2 separate regions of the Homo sapiens genome follow, and region 2 is linked to region 1. A link is a contact called in ENCODE Hi-C data. All regions are on one chromosome and are shown on one strand. The core of a region is the stretch at or near the end of the contact, and the rest is flanking DNA. Distances in the headings are between cores, read along the strand shown.

Region 1 (7,710 bases), core at 5,211-7,710:
TTGATACTATTTTAAATTAATGATTAACATATTGGAACTTTAGATATGTCTACGTGGTAAAAGTAATCAAATGAATGTGTTCAGAAATACTTGGCTGTGGAGTTACAATCCCATCATCTTTTGTTGTCATAACGATATAGAGACCTACAGAGTTGAAACAGTGAAACCTGGAAAGATTGTCTGGCAGGAAGACCCTCGTTTACAAGACAGCAGTTCAGAAGAGGAAGATGTTACTGAAGAAACAGATCACAGAAACTCCAGTCCTGGGTAAACAATTTGTTTCTTTGCAGGCATAGTTCATAATTTGTAAAATCTGAATTAGACATACTTTAGAAATATTTTAGCTTCTCTTCACATGACAACTAAATTGTCTTAGCTTCTTTTTTTATTTTATTTTTTTTTTTTGAGACGGAGTGTTGCTCTGTCGCCCAGGCTGTAGTGCAATGGCATGATCTCAGCTCACTGCAACCTCCGCCTCCCAGATTCAAGCAATTCTCCTGTCCCAGCCTCCCAAGTAGCTGGGATTACAGGCACGTGCCAACCACACCTGGCTAATTTTTGTATTTTTAGTAGAGGCGAGGTTTCACCATGTTGGCCAGGCTGGTTTCGAACTCCTGACCTCAAGTAATCTGCCCACCTTGGCCTCCCAAAGTGCTAGGATTACAGGCGCCCTGCCACTGAGCCTGGACATCTCAGTTTCTTTAGAGTGTTCTCTAGCCTTTTTATAATGGAGAGTGTGTTTCCTTTTCCATGAGATTTGGATAGCACTAAGGGGAAGATAGTTTGTGCATAGAAAAGGGAAGGTGGCCTGACAGTGAAGTCACTGGTCTGGAAACAGGATGTTGCAGTTGACTGGGTGCCTACCCATGGGAGGCACTGGCAAATGGGGTAGCAATGGTGGGAGTGAGAGTATCAGCAACCAACACAGGAAAGATAGAGGTTCTACTTAAACAAGTCTTCATTATCAAAGCTTCAGATAGAAGAATGTTAGAGGGAGGGTTGTTTTAACTCAGGGCAAAATGCACAAAATACAAAGCAGATATATTTAAGAGTCTCGCTCACCTGGATTCTAGGGGGAAATGAAAAAAGATATATTTAAGAAATAGTGTATTTATGTTTTGAATGTAAATATTTCTTCTTAAATATTGAAATTAAACCAACCAATACCTATTTTTCTCTCTCCTTTGTCCCTTTCTTTTCAGAGAAGCATCATTACTTGAGAAAGAGACCACTAGATTTTTCTTTTTCTCTAAGAATGATGAACGACTTCAAGGTCAGTCCATTTTTTTCATCAAATTACATACATAGAACAGGTAATAATACAGCTACAGTAATTCACATCCAGGAATTTTGACCGTTGGTAATGTCATGTGGTTTAACCCCATTTGTTCACACTGATGAATGTTAACTTGTAAAGCTGTCAAGGTCTGAGAGCTCCCCACTCACCACTTTCTTTGCCCGCTCATTCTCATCAACAAAGGGTTGTTTTGTTCCAAGGGCTTCCTTAGATGTTAGACATATAAAACCCCTAAGTTTTAGTGCCATAAATTCCATGTGAAAACTCAGGCTGTTGGGGAGCTCATTTCTTAAAGCCTAGCATAAACAAAGTTACATAATAGTAAATGATATATATAAACAGTAAAAGCAATATTATATTTTTCATTTGGAAAGAAAAAATACTAATTTTTGAAAATAGGTAGAAACTGAGGGAAAAGAATGATCTTAACTGGTATTCGAGACCTTGATAATGCCAACACTTAGAATATTACCAATTTTAGTAGTAGTTTGCTGCCTCATCTTTCTTCTTTTTCCCCTAATAGGTTCTGACTTATTCTGGAGAGGAGTAGGAAGTAATATGAGCAGGAACTCTTGGGAGGCCAGAACAACCAACCTGCGTATGGTGAGTAATTGTTTCTCCATATTATTTCCTAAAATAGACATGTTACCTATCTAGAATTACAGTCCTGGAAGGGAACTCATGAATGGTATAGGTGAGGAGACTGCAGACTGGCTCAATTGAGTGACTGGTCTCAGAATCCAGCCAAGCCTATTAAGTAACACGAAAGCATCAGATTTTTAAAGACTGAATTATAGTTCCCATTATAAACAGTTAATGCCAAAAATGCCAATATCCCCTCTTCATTTCAAAAGAGCACTTTCAAAATAGGTTTCCACAGCCCTGACAGTGAGAATAACCTGTTTTACTTCTATCTACTGAACATCTTAAAAACAATTTGTTTATTGCTAACCAAGTCTTTTTTTTTTCCTAGGATTGTCGAAAGAAACATAAAGACGCAAAAAGGAAAATGAAACCAAAATAATAAATGTCAGCTGGTTTTGATACTGAATGTGAACAAGGCTCACCTAAGGAAACTGACCCAGAAAACAGTTTTAGCTGACAAAGAAGAAATTTCAGAGTGAAGGAATTTTAAAAATCTGGCTGACGGAATATCATTCTGGTTGCCATCTTTTTCTGTGGAACTCCTCTGCATTTCTTCCTAAGTAATTACTTCAAAAATTAAATTCAACTTCTTATAAAGGAAGAACAAGATAGTCCTTGAAAATACTTTTTGTATATAATCTCTTTGCCCTCTATCCTGAGTAACTAATGGACATCTTCTCATGCAAGGTTTATATGAAGCCTTTTTAAATAAATGAGTCAAAGCACTTGTATTTTCCAGCCTAGGCTTTGTGTGAATTATAGGCTATTTGAAATTTTATTTCTGATTATGTCAAATACACCTTCCATTTTGTCATTTTTGTTTAAACTGATAAATTACAAGTCAACATTGAGTTTTATACTTGTGTTTTGGTGAATGGTTAACTGAAATATAGGACATTTCAGACCAACATCATATAAGAGTTCTGTGAGGACCAGGAGAGGAAGCCAAATACAGTTATCTTGTCATTGCCTCTAGGAATTAAGGAACAACATCTAGATGTACACCAATCCCAAAATTCTAGTTAGACTAAAAGCTTATGAAAAATACCAAGTGCCTGAAAGATAGGTAGTCACAATTAGGAGTCAGGACCCTGAGCCCAAATAGGGAAACAGATTTAACATTACATTAAATAAACCAACCTGCCTAGATTTCAAGACATACGTCTCCTATCAAAATGGGCTCTGTATGAAATAGTATTACATAGGCCGGGCGTGATGGCGCACACCTGTAATCTCAGTACTTTGGGAGGCCAAGGCGGGCGGATCATGAGGAGGTCAGGATTTCAAGACCAGCCTGGCCAACATGGTGAAACCCCATCTCTACTAAAAATGCAAAAATTAGCTGGGTGTGGTGGCTCACACCTGTAATCCCAGCTGCTAGGGAGGCTGATACAGGAGAATCACTTGAACCCAGGAGGCAGAGGTTGCAGTGCTGAGATCATGTTGCTGCACTCCAGCCTGGGTAACAGAGTGAGACTCCATCTTAAAAAAAAAAAAAAAAAGAAATAGTATTATATAGTTCCAAGGGACTATCATTAAGCCATGATGTGTGTACCTAAAATTAGTATTTATTGATTTACCTATGCTGAATATAAACTCTTAACTGTTGGGATTTCATCTGGTGTGTTAACCATTATGACCCTAGGGCTTATGCTCTATGTTTTTTTAGTAAGGGTCCAAGGAACTAAATAACTTGAAGAGTAATTCTGGATTCCTAGGTTTCCAAAACTTCAGACTTCAAGGAGAGTGTGGACAACTAAGCAGCAGGATAAATAATTCACACTTTCTACCTTCTCTTGATGTAGATCACATTTGTACCTTATTTTCTATTGCTGCATAGCAAATCATCTCAGTAACAATCATTTATTTTATGCACAAATACTGCAATTTGGTCAACACTCACTAGGGACTGCTGATCTGTGCTGTGTGCTTTCACTGGGGTGGTTCAGCTAGGGCTACGGGATCTGTTTCTAAGATGGCCCACTCAGTGCCTGTTCATGGGCTTCCTTACAGCATAGCAAAAAAGCTCTAGGAGCAAGTGTTCTCAGAGGCAGGAAGCAGATGCTGCCTGTCTCTTAAGGCCTGGCCCAGAAACCGGCTCAGTCACTTCACTGTATTCTACAGGTTTAAACTGACACACAGCCCAACCAGACTGAAAGGGAGGGGACACAGATCCTCACTTCTTAGTGGGAGGAGTGTCAGAATGTGTGGCCGTAATTTAAATCCGGCACATGTTTCACAAGCAGACAAATAAGTAACATCAAGTAGCCTTGCCCACCCCCCAGTTCCTGCTCCCCAGATGAAACCACCTTCAGCAATTTAATTTCTCTAGTATTTACCTCCATGTTTCTACCTAACATGCTTATGCTCTGATTTCTTGGTTTTTCACTTCCAGACACTACATATTCTGAAAAGGTGAAAAAATTATTCACCTCTTCAGTCCAAGTAATATATTTTGACTACAGTTAACTTTTTTGCTGGAATTTTTTCATTTGCTTAACTTTTTCTAGACTTAGTCTTCCCATACCTTCCAACTGTGGGACATGATGAGGTTTCTCTTCAAATAGCCTGATCAATCCTTTATTCTTTAATTCACAGTGCCCCCCTCTTCCCTTTTTCTCCTCTTTCCTTTCTGCCTTTGTTACATGCCTAGACAGGCCACAGTACCAGGCGTTATCAGTACCAGCTCGTATTCCTTATCCGAAGAGAAGACTAGCTCTCTAGCTCATTACAGACAGCCCTTCCCCCTTTCCCCTCTCTCTTACGTGCCCACCTTATCTAAAGAAAGTTAAAATGTTTAGCCAACTGTGGTTATTTTAGATTGTGAGGCCCAACTCCGGCCAATGGAGAAAGGGTACAGGGGCAGGGTTTGTGTCAGGGATAAAGGTTCTCGTGCCCCTTTGTTCTGGTGTGCTCTCATGGTGACTGGCCAAGGAGAAGCACCCCTCTGCGCAGAAGTAAAATTGCTTTGCTGAAAATCCTTTGTTTGAATGTTCAATTTCCTTAGGATTTTGAGCATTATTTCCAACACAACAGTACTATTAATATAAATGTTTCTCAATCAAATTTTTAAATAATTAGACTTGGCCTACCTCACCTTTGTCCAGGAGCCCTCTGTCTGGCTCTATCTGGGCTCTCTGGATAGGTGACAAAAATGAACTGAACAAGGTGGCAACGTGAGGAATGTGAAAACTTCAAACACATTCCAAATACTTTCAGTTAATTAACAAGATTTGCAGCTATTAAATTATGTACGTTATGTGAGTATAGTCAGAACACTGAGTTACCCATGATGGAGGACATGAAACCACTTTAATCCTTCACACAGGGCCAAGACGGTAAGTAAAGTTAAATATATGCTGAACAGACTATCAAAATGTTCCTAAACTTAATAAGAAACTGCATTCTACCTATTCTAGGCCAGATAAATTTTTTATATCCCTCTAACGGATACAATAGGCAGCTACGGAACTACTCCCAATTTGGCAAGATCCAGAATTTCCTTTAGAGGCTCTGGGGCCAAAGCCCGAGGCCTACTGCCCTTTGCAAGGCTCCAGATTTTAACCAGCAGATCAGTAAGGTACCAAGCCGACTCATAGCAATGATAATAAGTATGCAGGCCGGGTGCAGTGGCTCATGCCTGTAATCCCAACAGTTAAGGAGGCTAAGGCAAGCAGATCGCTTGAGCCCACGAGTTTGACAGCAGCCTAGGCAACATAGCAAGACCCCGTTGCTACAGAAAATACAAAAATTAGCCGGGCGTGGTGGCGCTAGCCTGTAGTCCCAGCTACTTGGCCAGGGATGAGGTGCGAGGATCATCTGATCCGGGGAGGTTGAGGCTGCAGTGAGCCATGACCGTGCCACTGCACTCCAGCCTGGGCGACAGAATGAGACCGCTTCTCAAAAAAAGAAAAAAAAATCGTTTGTGCAATGTTTTCATTACCGGAAACATTTTAAGTAAAATACAATAAAACTTTTAAATCTGGTTGTCAGACCCTTCCTTCCCTTTTGTTATTATCGTTTCACGTAGCCATTTATGATAGGAGAAGCGGCTTTGGGGTCGGCGGCTCAGGGCCCAAAAGTATAATTATTAAAGCCACCTCTCCGGAAGTTGCTGTTTGTCGTTATCAATTTAGGTACGAAGTGTCCAGTCAGATAAATACTGACAAAAGCAAACAAGATGAAGAACATGAGCCCCGACCTCGGCGCCCCTTCCCAGTGGGCCGTCACCTACCCGGAGGTGCCCACAACCCGAGTGAGACCTCGGTCTACACTACTGCAACGGATACAAGCAGCACGCACAGCGCCGCCCTCAGCGCTGGTTCGTTTTCCACGTGGAGGCGCAAAACCAGCAAGCACCACTGTCGCACCATCCGAGCCAGTGGGCGCAATCATGTCCGGCGCGACCAATCGGCGCCTGGCTTGTTGGCAGGTGTCAGGCAGCGCGCACTGATTGGCCGGTGCGGAGCCTGTCTCCTTCACTGGATCCCGCATTTTCAGCGCGTTGCATCACCTCCGTGCGCCCGGTTGCAGCGTGGACGCCGGATGAGTTGCTTTTAGGCTTGCTGGCCCGCGGGGCTGTCCAGGCACGCGAGGCCCCTCAGGTACGCCCTCTCTTCCCTGCAGGATCCGGCCCTCAAAGACGAGGGTCACGCACGCGTTACAACCCCGAAACAGTAGCACAAGATTTAATTTTTAAAAGAGCGTGTTTCTTCGGGGCTTGCCGTTCGTTCGTTTCCAGCCTCAGGAATTTATGGTCGCCTTTTTGAATGAGGTAGTGTTTGAAATGAGTAAAATCTTTTTAAAATGATATACATAGTATAAATTGATATAGCTGTGACTTTATGTATAGGCAATACGTATTTTTATATGTCTTAATTTATTACCTTCAATGGCTGCGAGATACTTATTTTATTGATGTACCGTAATTTACTTCAGTCACCATGAATATTTAGATTGTTTTCAGTTATTTGCCTGGAGAAACAATTATTCGGTGAATGTCATTGTATACACATTTTGTACATTTGCATGAGTATACCTGTGGAGTCTATGTTAATAGGATATAACTAAATTGAGGAAACGTTTGAGACGGTCCCACTTTCAGGTTACATTTGACTTAATAGATTATGAAGACCTGAGAATAAAAGGAGAAACAGAAATGGATTTAGAGGAGAATGAAAAGGGGGAACAGAAATAGGCTTATAGGTAGGATCCACATGACTTGATGATTAATTGGTTGTGTGTATCTTCTGAGTAGTGTCAGGGGTGACTCAAAAATGTCATGCCTAAGTAATGGGAAGAATATTGGAACCACTAATACAGTAGTTTAAAAGGGAAGCAATTCTGGAAGGAATTATGAAATTTTAAACAAAACATGGTTTTAGTGTGCGTTTCTAAAATATATTGAGGCAAAATAATATGAAGTAATGTGAATAATATGTAGTTAATATCAGGGAGGGTGGTCTCGAAATTGCTGAACGGGAAGTTGAGGTTAAGGTGACCTGAAGGAGTTGTGGAGCAGCGAAGAGTCAAGGGCCTGGATTATAATAAGAGGGAAGCAAAGGGGATGGCATCCCTCTGCACAACAAGGTTGTTGTGCAAGGTTAACCTGCTCTGTCCCTGCCCTGTGGTTGCTGGATGCTGTTGTGCATGGACAGCTCTCCAGTGGATTCGATGGGCCATAGCAATCCTGTGATTTATGCATGGAGGCTGCTTCTCCTCAGCAGCTGCCATAGCCCGGTCGCTGGTACATGATTCTTCCTGAATAG
Region 2 (7,927 bases), core at 2,525-5,024, 5.3 Mb before region 1:
CCCTATAAGATGCAACCCTCTGCTATCTCTCTAATCTTATCTCCTACAACTTCCCCCTCACTCACTCTGCTCCAGCACCACTGGCCTCCTTGCTCTTCTGTTAACATGACAGGAACCCTATAGTCTTCAGGCTTTTGTGCCCATGGTTACCTTTGGATCACAGCTTTTCCCCATACAGCTATATGGCTGCTACCTTACCTCCGGCAAGTCTTTGTTCAAATGCCATTCACACCGAAGCCTTCTCTAATCAACTTACATAAAATAGTAACTTCTCCCTCACAGAAATCTCTCCCCTCTTTACCTGGTATCACTCCATAGCGCCTGTCACTATATGATACACTATACTTTACTTGACTGTCTTCTCTCTACTCTAGAGGGGAGGCTCTATCTTTATATTGTCCACTGCTGTATGGCAAGTAATTAGGACAGAGCTTGGCACTGTTAAGTATTTGTTGAATAAATGATTTTATATATATATATATATATATATATATATATATATATGTATTACTTTCCATATGCTTGCTTCTATATATACAGTATATAATTATATGTAAAATATATATTAGAGTATATATTTATATAAAACTTATAATAAACAAACTTATATAATATATAAATATAAATTTATAATATATAAATATAAATTTATATAATATATAAATATATATAATACATTCTATTATAGTTTATATATATACACACACTCTATATATAGAGAGTCAAGCATACGGAAAGTCAGGGCAGTGACTGACAGCAGCTGACAATTGTCCAGAAATGCTCAGATGCATCTATTTAATTCTGACTGTAATAATTCCTACCCTATTTTAAAATAGCCTTCTATAATCCTTAAGCTTCTAAGATTTATTTTTTAAAAAATAGATTTTTAACTAAAAGGAAAGCATCCAAAATAATCTGATTCAGATCACTGTGTAGGGTAAACTCCAGCGATCGTTATCCAAATTGTGGCAACTGACAAAAATTTCAGATTTGCTGTATTATCAAACATGAATTGTATCTGCCTCTCCCACACTAAAATATCAACCATAAAAACCTTTGCTTAATGAATGCTTTGTTTTACTTGTCTTATTTACTCTGAGGTTCTCGCGGCAAGACCCAAATGGACAGTGATTTGGCTGCCAGCTGGTGTTAAAAACAAGCCAACTCCAAGAAAGTTATGTAAGTCTCCCAATAACCAAAGCAAAAGTTATTTTTCTACATATTAGCATTCCAATTCTCTAGGATGCCCTACAATGACATTTCCTCTCTCTTTAGGGATTACCTCTAAGTGAGAAAAAGGAAGCATTAGAACAACAAAGAAAAGAACAAAAGACTCAAGTTCTCCAGCCCCCAAGTAATGACTTGAGAAGTATATTAGTTTTTGACTAGTCAATTACAAAGCATATGAAAATTGTATTATCGGCGGGCGCAGTAGCTCACATCTGTAATCCCGGCACTTTGGAAGGCCGAGGCGGGTGGATCACCTGAGCTCAGGAGTTCAAGATCAGCCTGGGCAACGTGGCGAAACCCCGTCTCTACAAAAAATACAAAAACAAAAAAAAAATTAGCCGGGCGTGGTGGCCCGCGCCTGTGGTCCCAGTTACTTAGGAGGCTGAGGTGGGAGGATCACTTGAGCCTGAGAGGCGGAGGTTGCAGTAAGCCGAGATCGCGCCACTGCACTCCAGCCTGACAAAGAATGACACTCCGTCTCAGAAAAAAAAAAAAAAGGGAGGGAATTGTATTTTCTGTGCCTTGTACAGAGGTTACACAAGAAACCTCGTGTTAGAAATCAAAGCACGCAGCATAGTTATTTAATTTATACCTGTGTAGTGAAGAGAGCCCCGGACTGGATTCGCTCTTGCTGGTGTTTGGGAACTGACAGCTGTCCCTCCATCTTAGTTATGCTCAGTCTCTAGACCCTTAGGTGTCAGATAGAAAGCTGGACTAGAATATCCTCTCAAGCCATTCCTTCGTAGAAATCTGGTGTTTCACTATTAAAACTAAATGCATGCGATTCTGCCTCCACCTCAACTGCCACAACACTCAAGGAGAGACAAACGTTAGTAGATAAAATTTACTCAATTTAAAATGTCTGTTATGGGTTTTTTTCTTACATTGACAGCATCTGCTAACGTTTACCGCCTCTTAAGCGTTGGCAAATGATAAAACATCATTGTTGCTGATGTGTATTACCTCATTTAACCTTCACAAAAACCAGAAGATATAAATATCATTACTTCTGTATTACAGACTAAAGTTTAAGGAGATTTCATAACCTGGACAAGATCACCAAGTAAATGGTAGGGTCTGGCTTTGAACCTAAACCCTCTGGTTCCAAAGTCTCATCTCTTAACCACTACTATACACTCTCTTCAAAAAACAATACACTAAAATGTTAACAATAGAATTACTCTAAGTTTTACTTTTTTGGTGTGTGGATTTGTGTTTTTGACCGATTGTAAGGCTTATGTGTAATATAAGCATCTTTTTTTTGTTGTTGTTAAAACTAGAATTATTCCATCTTTATGAAGGCAACACTGATCTCCACGAGCACAATCATCCAAACGGAGATGGGAACCCCTGTTCTAACTCTCTCAGAGGCCTGAAGTTAGTTTTCTAGCACTCTCTCTCACACAAGGGAAATGCGCTTACGGCCAGTTCAAAATCTGCAGTAACCTGTGTCTGTTTATTAGGGACCTCTTGGGCGCAGGTAAGACAATATTCTTTCCCTGCAGCTTGAAAGAAGTGAAATCAACGGATAACCACTACCGGAACAGAGTTCAGACTGCAACTCATGAGATCTCTCAGTCCTTTCCTTCAGTGAATTCTTCCGAGCCCTTTTCAGGTGCAGCTTTGAAGGTTAAAACGAGACACTAGGACCAGTGGGTCCCTAAGAGGCGGCAGCACAGACACAGGTGTGCTTCCCTGCTCCGTGGTTTTACGGACGAAATTCTGAAGCATCCTTAGAGACCAAGGGTCTACCCATGGGGTTCACCAGGCCTTCTTTCCCGAGGATCGGCCCTTGACTCAAAGAACTGGGGCGGGGGAGAAGTCGCTTTCTAGAAGCCGCCCGACCACACCGCCACCATATTCTCCTCTTTCCCTCCGCGGCTCCCCGCACGTTCCCGGGGAGAAGAGCTTCCAGTCTCTTCCGTGGACACCCAAAGACGCCGAGCCTCGGCTCCCAACCGGGAGCGGCCTCCGTGGCCGGGCCGCAGGCACTCACCGTCGTTCTCGTCGCTGTGCCGCCGCCGCGACATGCTGCCCTCCGGTGCGCCGCGGAACCGAGAGGCCAGGCGGTAAGCGCTGCAGGAACTGTCTGGCCGCTGGCCGACGCAAGGACAGCTGCAAGGCGCGCGGATGGGCCGGCACGCAGGCGCACTAGCTCGCCACGGCCCCGGAAGCGCAGGAGAGGCCGCCGGGTGGGGCTAGGCGCTGCGACAGCCGGCGTGAGGAAGCTCAGTGGGCTACGAACGTCTGGCACACATGCAACCGCCCCCTCGGGCTGCCTCCGCCTGCCGGCTACTTCTTTCTCCCGCCTTCCGCTCTATGTCCTTCCGGGGCCACGCAGAAAGTGCCGCCGCTTTGGCCACTCAGAGCCCCCGGGCCGCGGTCGTCGTACGCCTGAAGGCGGGTCGTGCCGGCGGCCGCTCTAGTCTCCGCCTCCGCTCAGGCCGGTCCTCCGGGGCTTCTCAATGGTTTCCCGGTGGCCTCTCAATGGTTTTCCCGGCGGCCCTTGCGCCGACGCCAGGAGACTTCCGGAGCTTGGTGACGTCACGAGCGAGCTTTTCTACCCAAATACGCGGCGGGGGAATAGGCTCGAGGGCGGTGAGCAGTGACAATTGCTAGGCGGAGACAGTGCAGGGAAGAGAGACCTTAGAAAGGATCAGGACTGGCGGGTATGTGCTCATCTACTCCCACTTTCCGGCTTTTGCCGCCTTGGGAAAAGTGGGAGGAGAGGTTGGGCCAAGCTCGGCATGCGGGGTGGGGCCTGGGCGGGAGGCGGTGCCGCACGTGCCGCCCCTTGGTATGGAAAGGCCGGCCCTGACGCGAGCGTGCGGCTCCGGGCTTGCCGGCTGGCCGTCATTTTCCTTAAGTTGTTTGCTTAGGAAGGAACAAATGATTGTTTTAGTAATCTGTTTTCAAGGGTTATTGGGTACCTATATGCCTGTGTGTGAGCGTCCCCTCCCCTGATGTCTTTATGAGCACCATACTGGCTTATCTGCTTTGTCCATGGCCATCTGAAATTTCACTCTCCCGGCCTAATTCTCCTTCGGTCTTACCCATTTCAGTAAATGACGTCATCCGTCGGCCGCTTAATCCAAAAATTTAGAGTCTTTCTTAGCTCTTTTCCCTCTTTTTACATAACAATTATCTGTAAACCCTGCCTGCTCTGCTTTCAACACAAATCCAGAATCAGATCGTGTTACTGCTTTGTTTAAAAGTCTCCTATGACGGCCGGGCGGGGTAGCTAACGCTTGTAATCCTAACACTTATGGGAGGCCGACGCGGGCGGATCCGCTTGAGCCTAGGAGTTCAAGACCCACCTGGGCAACAAGGCGAACACCGTCTTTACAGGAAAAAAAAAAAAATTAGCTGAGCCTAGTGTTTGGCGCCTGTAGTCCCAGTTACTCGAGGGGAGGGTTGGGGGCCGAGGTGGGAGGATCCCTTGAGCCCAGGAGGTCGAGAATGCAGTGAGCGGTGATCGCACACTGCACTCCAGCCTGGGCAACAAAGTGAGACCGTGTCAAAAAAAAAAAGTCTCCTACGACTTTCCATTGCACACTCCATGCCATGGCCTGTGGGGTTCTACTTCTCCTCACTGTACTCCAACCACTCTTTCTGTTCTTACAATAAGTCAAGCTTGTTCTTATTTTAGGAACTTATACTATTTCCTTTACCTGAAGGTCTCTGGTTCTAAATCTGCGTGGCTGGCTCTTGGTCACTTAGGTCTCAGCTCAAATGTCAGGTCCTTAGTGAGGCCTTCTTTGGTTACCCAATCACTGTTTTATTTCATTCAACGAATATTATATTTATTAGCATTTAGCACCTCCTAGGTGCCAGGCAGAGTTCTGAATGCTGAGGATGTAGAGGTGAACAAAGGAAAACCCCTGCTCTCTTGGCGCTGATATATTCTAACGACCCATTCAGGAATACCCACAAATAGTGCCATCATAGGTAGTGAGCAACGGGAGAGTGGTAGATGAGATCAGAGAGGTAGGGGGAAGGTGCTCTGTGAGGACTTTGGACATTATCCAAGTGAATTGAGAAGTCATTGGAGTATGATTTTTTTTTTTTGAGACAGGGTCTCGCTCTGTTGCCCAGGCTGGAGTGCAGTGGCACGGTCTTGGCTCGTTGTAACCTCTGCCTTTTAGGTTCAGGCAATTCTTGTGCCTTAGCCACCCAAGTAGCGGCAATTACAGACATGCGCCACCACACCAGGCTAATTTGTATATTTTTAGTAGAGATGGGGTTTCGCCATGTTGGCCAGGCTGGTCTTGAACTCCTGGCCTCCCAAAGTGCTGAGATTACAGGCATGAGCCTCTGTGCAGGGCCAGTCTGACTTATTTTTTTAATAGTTACTTCTCATGCTCCCAAAGGAGGAAGATAGTTCAGCTTTTGCAGTAATTCTAGCTGCAAATGATAGTAGCTTGAACTAGGGTGGTAGTAAAGATGGTGGTGCAAAGTGATCTGATTGGATTGTACTTCAAAAGCAAAGCTGGCCAGGCATGGTGGCTCACCCCTGTAATCCTAGCACTTTGGGAGTCCGAGGTGGGTGGATCACAAGGTCTGGAGATTGAGACCATCCTGGCCAACATGGTGAAACCCTGTCTCTACTAAAAAAAAAAATACAAAAATTAGCTGCGTGTGGTGGCGTGCAGCTGTACTCCCAGCTACTCGGGAGGCTGAGGCAGGAGAATCGCTTGAACCTGGGAGGCGGAGGTTGCAGTGAGCCGAGATCACCCCACTGCACTCCAGCCTGGTGACAGAACGAAAACCGTCTCAAAAAAAAGTATTTTCTGAACAAGTGAATGATAGTGTGAGAAAATAAGGAGTCAGGAATCATCCCAAAGTTTTTTTTGTCTGAATAACAGGAAGAATAAAATTGTCTTTTACTCAGATAAGGAAGACTGGGGAAGACGAAAGTTTGGTTTTGAACAGTTGTATTTGAAGCTGAAGCTAGCTGGCTTCACACACAGTGTAAAATTCACACACAGTGGGGTATATGAATTTGTAGTTTGGGAGAAAGGCCCAGGTTGAAGATATAAATATGGAGTCATTTATTATATAGTATTCTAAACAGAAAATTTCCTTTATGTTTCCCTTTTTTCTTTTCTCATGTAATTTTCAAATATTTACAGAAGTAGGGAAAATTTATGATGAAACCCCATGTACTCATCATCAACTTCAGTAATTCTTAATTCATGGGTAATCTGGTTTCATTGATATTACCTCCTCTCTCTCAATTATTTTGAGGCAAATATAGTTTTAAGTCCTTGGAAGTAGATGAGATCACCTGTAGGGTAAGTATAGATAGAGTGGTTCAACATTTAGAGGTTGGGGTAATAAGGAAGATCCAGCAAAGGAAACTGAGAAGCAGGGGCCGTTATCCCTAGCTGGTATTTTCATGATTTGTTTGTTTGTTTGTTTGTTTGTTTATTACTTACTTAATGTCTCTCCTTACCAGAATATAAGCTCCAAGAGAGCAGGTACTTCAACTGTTTCATTCATAGCTGCATTCCCAGGACTATTCCATGGGCCCGGCACATAGCAGAGGTGCCACAAATAATAATAATTCAGAGTATGTACATAAATCAAAATAAGCTGAGACTGAAAAAAGATGCAGAGTCGGAGGAGATCATTTTGGGGTGGTGGGAAAGGCACCCCACACTCAGGTGCAGAGACCTTGAGTCAGGAAAGAACATGGCTCATTTGTGGAACTGGGCATGGTCCAGTGTGGCTAGAGTAGGATATCTGATGGGGAATGGGGAGCATAGTCAGAGATGAGCCTAGAGTATAGGGAAACTAAGTTTTTCAGGCCTTCAAAGGAAGCAGTGACACAGGGTAGCAGACAAGACATAAGTGAAAGGTGACACTTGAGTTCAGTCTTCATATACATAGTAAGCATATGGGGAGGGAAAGAAGTGAAAAAGTAAGGGAAACAAAGCAGTGGAAAGCATAAATGCTGGGACAGACTACATCAGGTCATATAGAGGGAGATTGGAAAAGATGCTGGAGGTGGGACCGGATTGGATAGTAATTCCTTTCGACAATGTTACCTCCCAAATGTACTGCCCTTATAGGTAAATAAGTTATCTGTTTCTAGAACAATGCCTGGAACCTAGAAGACCCTCCATAAATATTTGTTGAATGAATTTTAATTTGGAAATGATATATGTACTTTCTCTACCTTTACAATAAAACAGCTTTGAGCATGGAGGAAGTGTGTTGAATAAGATTCTTCTACTTATTTTACTTCTGCCTGGAAGGCTTACAGGTTTGTGTAGAGTTAGGGATGTACTTTTTTCAGTGGGACTTTATATGAAAGACATTTTCATGAGAAAGGAAAGAGAAGCTAAAGAAGGTAGTATTTCTTCACCCAGTCTCTTCCACTTATTTTTCAAATACAAGAGAATTTAGGTTTAATAAATCTGTATTACCTTGCCTTACCCTTATAACAAAGCTCATTTTGAGCCCCATGAAAGCACCACTTAGCTGATTCAAATGCATTTTATGTGGTGCAAGTGACATCTTAATTTATGAATCCAAGGAACAAAGGTCCTTTATAAGAAAGTTGGTATTGCCTGTGTGTGTCTGTGTATGTTTAGTCTCCATCAGTCCTATCCAGCATTGTTAACAAGCAGTGTGTGTTCCCCCACACATAAACTGCTCCTTGTTGCCTTCACCTGGTTGAGGTACCCTGTAG

What was found. A loop is a pair of places that touch in the nucleus more often than their neighbours do. Pooled maps may share reads with other maps.
Region 2: a pooled map shows a loop between it and region 1 (15-fold over the local background). The contact joins the promoter of TSTD2 here to the promoter of IARS1 in region 1. A Hi-C loop is called at or near these places in 1 of 37 single-sample maps with no recorded cell type and 10 of 50 pooled maps.

Annotation. Positions count from the first base shown.
Region 1 is chr9:92,292,447-92,300,156 of GRCh38, reverse strand. IARS1 (isoleucyl-tRNA synthetase 1) reads left to right here and starts at 6,460. Exons shown (of 34, transcript NM_002161.6): 1 at 6,460-6,546. MIR3651 (microRNA 3651) reads left to right here and starts at 7,610; the gene lies at 7,610-7,699. SNORA84 (small nucleolar RNA, H/ACA box 84) reads left to right here and starts at 7,564; the gene lies at 7,564-7,696. NOL8 (nucleolar protein 8) reads left to right here. Exons shown (of 17, transcript NM_017948.6): 14 at 141-267; 15 at 1,203-1,273; 16 at 1,821-1,900; 17 at 2,271-2,799. The coding sequence ends at 2,321. RefSeq lists an enhancer at 6,029-6,078.
Region 2 is chr9:97,629,215-97,637,141 of GRCh38, reverse strand. TSTD2 (thiosulfate sulfurtransferase like domain containing 2) reads left to right here and starts at 3,774. Exons shown (of 10, transcript NM_139246.5): 1 at 3,774-3,899. It overlaps NCBP1 (nuclear cap binding protein subunit 1), which reads right to left and starts at 3,321. Exons shown (of 23, transcript NM_002486.5): 1 at 3,227-3,321. The coding sequence starts at 3,260. RefSeq lists enhancers at 2,824-2,903, 2,461-3,296, 3,461-3,755, 3,524-3,853.